Regions from separate parts of the Mus musculus genome. Here region 1 is linked to region 2. A link is a loop called in an ENCODE intact Hi-C map of the cell type or tissue named here. Cell type or tissue: left cerebral cortex. All regions are shown on one strand. Each heading gives the region's core, and the rest is flanking DNA. Links, peaks and the distances in the headings are about the cores only. Region 1 overlaps Slc2a13 (solute carrier family 2 (facilitated glucose transporter), member 13). Region 2 overlaps Slc2a13 (solute carrier family 2 (facilitated glucose transporter), member 13).

What was found. Hi-C counts contacts between places; a loop is a spot of excess contacts. Peaks named below come from ENCODE experiments on the same cell type or tissue, not always from the same donor. Only the 100,000 strongest peaks of a DNase experiment are listed, where the experiment ranks them.
Region 1: a loop joins it to region 2, with 2.7 times the contacts of the local background. A loop is called at or near these places in 8 of 42 quality-filtered maps.

Annotation. Positions count from the first base shown.
Region 1 is chr15:91,461,486-91,464,401 of GRCm38, forward strand. The region is part of intron 3 of Slc2a13 (solute carrier family 2 (facilitated glucose transporter), member 13); the gene reads right to left. Among named protein-coding and RNA genes, the nearest start is that of Slc2a13, 110 kb to the right of the region's middle. In left cerebral cortex, for the core only: no CTCF peak of the experiment used is centred there; DNase peaks (open chromatin) are centred at 1,748 and 2,412; H3K27ac peaks cover 980 bases.
Region 2 is chr15:91,299,743-91,302,658 of GRCm38, forward strand. The region is part of intron 7 of Slc2a13 (solute carrier family 2 (facilitated glucose transporter), member 13); the gene reads right to left. Among named protein-coding and RNA genes, the nearest start is that of CN725425, 100 kb to the left of the region's middle. In left cerebral cortex, for the core only: a CTCF peak has its summit at 1,787 (motif pointing right); a DNase peak (open chromatin) is centred at 1,790.

The DNA.
Region 1 (2,916 bases), core at 291-2,790, 160 kb after region 2:
TACCAAATACTAACCTTGTATAAAAAGATACTGGGGCTAAGTTGCTATTTTAGGGGGAAACTGAATATCTCAGAAAGCATATTTTATTTTAAAATCTTTATTATAGTATAAAAAAGCATTATAAAAAAATCACATACCAAAATTAACCAGACACAAGCATTTTAACATTTGCCAGTCTAAAGCCCTGAGATCTATAAATACAGGTGTGGCTATACATATGGATCCGTGTGGTCCCTTTGCATCCTTTAAAGAAAGTTAAGGAAAGATGCAGCATTTTTTTTTTAACTATCAAGTTCCAAGGCATCTATAAAGAGGTGACTTCATTAAAAAGAAAAAGACAAGCTAATTCTTTAAAACAGAATCCGTTCCATCTTCTGGTCCCAACCAAGTTCAAGTCAGTTCAAGATACTCAAGAAATATGACTAGTGATAAAAATCTCTAATGATTTGACTTTAATATTTTATCACTACTACTCAATTTTTCATGCTAATCTTTTAAAGCTGACCTATTTTAGAGGCTAATAAACATAAAGGGCAAGCTATTCGTAGAAATCATGAAGAGAGACATCATGGTTTCATTATCACTTCTCAGATACTATTCAAAACAAGTCCCTAATGGCTTTACTTCAGCATCTGCAATGTGTGCGTCAGTTGCTAGGCAACATGCAAGTCAGGGATCCAGTATTAGGCCTCCTAAACACTGGGCTAGCTTAATACTTATCTGAAGACTACCACATAACCTTACTAAACTCTTGTTTTCTCTGTGAGGTTGAAGAAATTATTTAATGATAATCATTAAGGTTTATCTAAGAACCTTAATAGATTTTGGTTCCCAGTGAAATGAGAGGTAAACATTATCAATCTGCTGGCTGCTTTCTGTCAACTTGAGACAAACCTAGATTTATCAGGGAAGAGGGAATCTTAATTGAGAGGATGCCTCCATGAGATGGGCAGCAAGCAAGTCTGCGGAGAATTGCCTTGACTCATGATGGATGAGGGAGTGGGTGGGCTCAACTAGCTTTAGGTGGTAGCACCTCAAGGAAAGTGACTCTGGGTTATATTAAAACAAAATGAAACAAGACAAAACAGGTTGCGTTCTTCAGAAAACTGGAGATCAATCCACATCAAGATCCAGCTATACCATGCTTGGACATATGCCAAAGGACTACATCGCGTACCACAGAGACACTTGCTCATTCGTGATCACTGTTGCCCTATTCATAAGAGCTAGAAATTAGAAAAAGCCTACATGTCCACCAACTGATGAATGGAAAATGAAAGTGTGGTATGTTTACACAGCTCTTTAGCAAAAAAAGAATGAAATTATGAAATCCATAAGTAAATAGATGGAGCTGGGAAAACATCATCCTAAGGGAGGTGTCCCTGACCCCAAAAGGCACATATTTATGTGGATATTAGTTTTCAAGCCTCTGATGTGCATGCTACAATAAAAATACCCACTCGGTTTAGGTACCTGGAGATTAAAGGGAAGGAAAGAAGCCAGTATTTGCACCTGGAGGGTTCAGAGCATCTAGAGTCCCCGTGTCTAAGCTATCCAGGGCTATTGTCACAAATGCTACAGATTGAGTACTGTGAATAACAGCTCTGGAGGCTGGAAGTTGAGGACCAGACATTTGCAGGTTTGGTTTCTACAGAAGCCTGTGGATGGCTGCTCTCCTGCTGTGTCCTGACACAGTCCTTTCTCTGTGCATGTGCGTCAGCAGCGCGCCTCTGTGTCCTCTTCTTGTGAGGCACTGGCACCCCGCCTGATGAGTCACACATATGACCTCATTATCCCTCGTAACTTGCTGAAAGGTCCCATTTCCAAATACAGTAACCTTTTTAAGGTACACATGGGCTTCTTTAGCCCAGAAAGCTCCACTCCCTGCTCTGTTTCAGCAAAACACTAAGGACTAACGAGGGTTCACCATTCTATCAGTTCTATACACCGGCAGCCCAAAGCTTCTCACAAAGACAGGGCAGGAAAGCACAGACGTTCTAGGTAAATGATGTCAGAGCTCACAAACGTCAACTTGCCAGCGGGAACACAAGCTCTCCTCCTCATGCGTGCGCTAGAAGACGAACCCTGGGGTGTACAGCTGTCCTCAGGAAGTCATTTGGCATTTACTGAAACTGCATTATTAAAGTCCAAACGCTGGGCCAGCGAGATGGCTCAGCAGGTAATGTTTGCCTCAAAAACTCAAGGGCCTGCTTATTTGTTAAACACTGACAGATTTGACAAGGGCCAGCATCTAAGAGGTTCTCCTGGTCTCCATGTGACTGCCATCAAAGTCTAAGAAAAGGACCCCAGTTAGCTGATGTTAACAGCAGGACAAGGCTTCGAAGTGCTCAGGTTAGAGAAACCAGCCTAGTTGATTAACTACAATGAGAGCCTGCTGTACTCTCTCACGCAACTGCCAAGCTTATCCAACGTGATAAGTGCTATTTTCACAAAGGACAAACAAAAATAAACTTAAGTAACATTCTCCCAAGCCCACACTTACAATATTGAGGTGCAAGAGATGTGATTCAATACAAAAAAAGCACTCTCTGTTCTTTCAAAGGGCCCAGACTTAGTACCCACATAGTGACTCGAAACTGTATGTCACGTCATGCCCCGGAGTTCTGACATGTTCTTTTGGCTTCCACAGGCACTATGTGTATGTATTTACATACACGCAAGCAAAACACTCATACATATAAAACCAAAATAAATAAGTTCTGAGAATATGGTCGATCTGTAACTCACTCCCTGCTTCTGTCTGCTCTGTTACTGTTATCCCCAAAACAAAGAATTAATTAGTGCTTCTGACAAGTGGTGGCAGGCCAGGATACAAGGGAAAGTGGCATCCAAAAAGGAAGCAAATTTTCTGAACAGTACGTACGCGCCAACATGAAACAAATGTGATAATGGGAT
Region 2 (2,916 bases), core at 316-2,815:
TTGCATCAGGACTCAAGTTCCATTTCTTCATAACCGTCCGTTTTTATTGTGGGGGAAATGAAGGCACATCAGGGGGGTTTTAAAACTCCACCTCTATGCTCTGCAGACCCCAATAAAACTTCCATTGGACTTGAATTTTAAAACAGTGACTTGAAACTTCTATACTATGAAGATGTTTTTTAAAATTGGGATTTCCCTTTTATACTGAAGAGCATGCTTAAAGAATCTACCCCACACCTCCGGTACCCTCTGCCCGGGTTGTTTCATGTATTTAGACTCAGCACAGATGGAAAATTGAGCTTTCTGAGTCGAGATCACATTTCCAAATCTTAGGCATTCCACAGTCACATCTTCAAAAATTGGCAATTGTTCAAGAACAGTTTTGTACTGATTTTCCTGTGATAATTAACTTAGGTGCCGTATAGATGCTCAGCTTTTAAGGATGTTTGTTGCTCTTCTCGATGGTCTGGGTTTGGCTTTCAATGAATGCAACAGTCCCAGGGGATGCAACGGTTGAGGGCATCTTGGGAACTGTACACACAAAGCCACACGATCAAAACTTAAATCCTGACAAGAAGAGTTAAGTCAACCTAAAATGTGGTATCTCTTTAGTCAAGACTTTACTACAGGAACCCGTGTGAGGTAGTGGACTGTATCCTCCGCTTCTGTCAGCGCTGCCTCCCTCCCTCTCAGGCAAACACGATTTCCTTGTTTTTAGAAGATGTGCCGAACTGGGTGTGGTGGCTCATAAAGTAACCGTAGCACTCAAGAGGCCAACACCAAATACATCGCTGCAGTTTGAGACTTTGTCTAAAATAATAATACTGATGATAATAATAATAATAGTTTTCTAAATAAAGTGAAGATATTTGGTTCTGAAAGAAAGAAAGAAAGAAAGAAAGAAAGAAAGAGAGAAAGAAAGAAAGAGAAAGAGAGAAAGAAAGGAAGAAAGGAAGGAAGGAAGGAAGGAAGGAAGGAAGGAAGGAAGGAAGGCAGGCAGACAACCAAACTAACAAAAACACTCAAGGGCCTTTAGAGGTTCCTCATCACACAAAACAACATCCTGGATCACTCCAGGGAGGCAAAATGGATAAATGCCTGGAGTCAGAGTCTGGTTGACAGAGGCGTTCAGACACAAAGCATAAAGACTCCAGGCAACGCCTTCAGCTCTCACTGGTGCCCAGCTTTTTGAGAGAAACATAATGAGTCTTATATATTTAATACGAGGGAGAAAAACAACAGAAAGAGCTCTGTGGAGAGCCTCGCTGGCTGCAGCCAGGCATTGTCAACTCAAGCTATCTGCGCATCACACTCTTCAAACACATTTGACCTTCACCTTGTGAGACAAGTTTTTATAGAGGAAAAATCTGACAGGTTCCTTGTTGAAAACAAAACAAAACGTCGGACTGATTGGTGAGCTGGGACATTTTGTATCCCTATTACAATTCTTTCATTAATATTCACATGACAAAGAGATTTCCATATGCTATGCATAACACCTGGCAGACATAATACGTTATCCCAATTTGTCTTGAGACATTCCAGTTTGGGCATAGTTAGAGGTCAAAGAAATACACAAATAATCACTATGCAATGCAAGAATAATAATTTGGGTATAGCCAACATGAATCTGACTTAGTTTTTTGAAAGAAAAGAACAGGGCAGTTGGAAGTCATAACTGAAAAGATACAGGGAGGTGAAAGAATAACTTGTTTTTACTTTCTATGCATGGATGCTTTGCCAGTATGAACATCTGTGCAGCACGTACATGCAATGCCCACTCAGGCCAGAAGATGGCACTAGATCCCCTGAAACTGGAGTTACAGAAGGTTATGTGCTACAACGTGGAAATGAATTCGGGTGCTCTTTAAAACCAGTCATGGCTCTTAATAGTTGAGCAATCTCTCCAGCCCCAAACTTATTTTAAAATATCTAATACACTAGACATGAATTATCACTTTGCTGTAGGAAAATAATCCAGTGTGGGTTGGGTAATTCCAAATTTCACAATCCTAATAGCTATGAATGCATTGAGGGAAATAAAAAAGAAAAATCTGTTAAATATAAATGACTCTATCCTCCTCTTTTGAGAACCACAGCACAAAGAGAATATTCTATTCACACTCATCAGCTGGATCTTAAAAGAAAGGAAAGTGTGTTAACTTCTTTGAATATCTGTTAGAAATTTCCCCTTCCAAGAACCAAATTACCCCACAATCAGTTGTGAGATAGGGACCCTAAAAGAACTAGATATTGAAAACAACAGACCCCAAAGAATTAGAATGTTTCCAGGAAATTCCACAAAGAAATAAAGCCCTGACCTTAGAGGAGACACAAGTTCCCCAGGAGAGACTTCACACACTTGGACAACACGTGTCCTAATTAAATTAAATAACAGTCATAATTCCATCTTAGTACTTGGAAGAACATTTACGGACCACATCGTCTTACATTCTCAGTCTATAATTTTACAAATGTTATTCTTATTTGATTTATGACGACTGGGAGTACTTGTGTGGGAGTGTGGGTAGGATGGCACACGTGGGGAAGTCAGAGAGGACGTAGTGAGAGATTTCTCCCTTCCAACCTGTTGAGGCAAGGTTGTTTCCCCCTTGTTTCCGATGTGCCACGTAACTTTGTGCCAGCTCAAGCTTGCCAGGATCTCTGTCTCTGCCTCCCATCTTGTTTTAGGAGTGCTAGAATTACAAATGTGTTCACTGTATGTAGCTGACTACTACTACTTCTTCTTCTTCTTCTTCTTCTTCTTCTTCTTCTTCTTCTTCTTCTTCTTCTTCTTCTTCCTCTTCCTCTTCTTCCTCTTCTTCCTCTTCTTCCTCTCCTCCTCCTCCTCCTCCTTCTTCTTCTCCTCCTTCCTCTTCTTCTTCCTCTTCTTCCTCTTCTTCTTCTTCCTCTTCC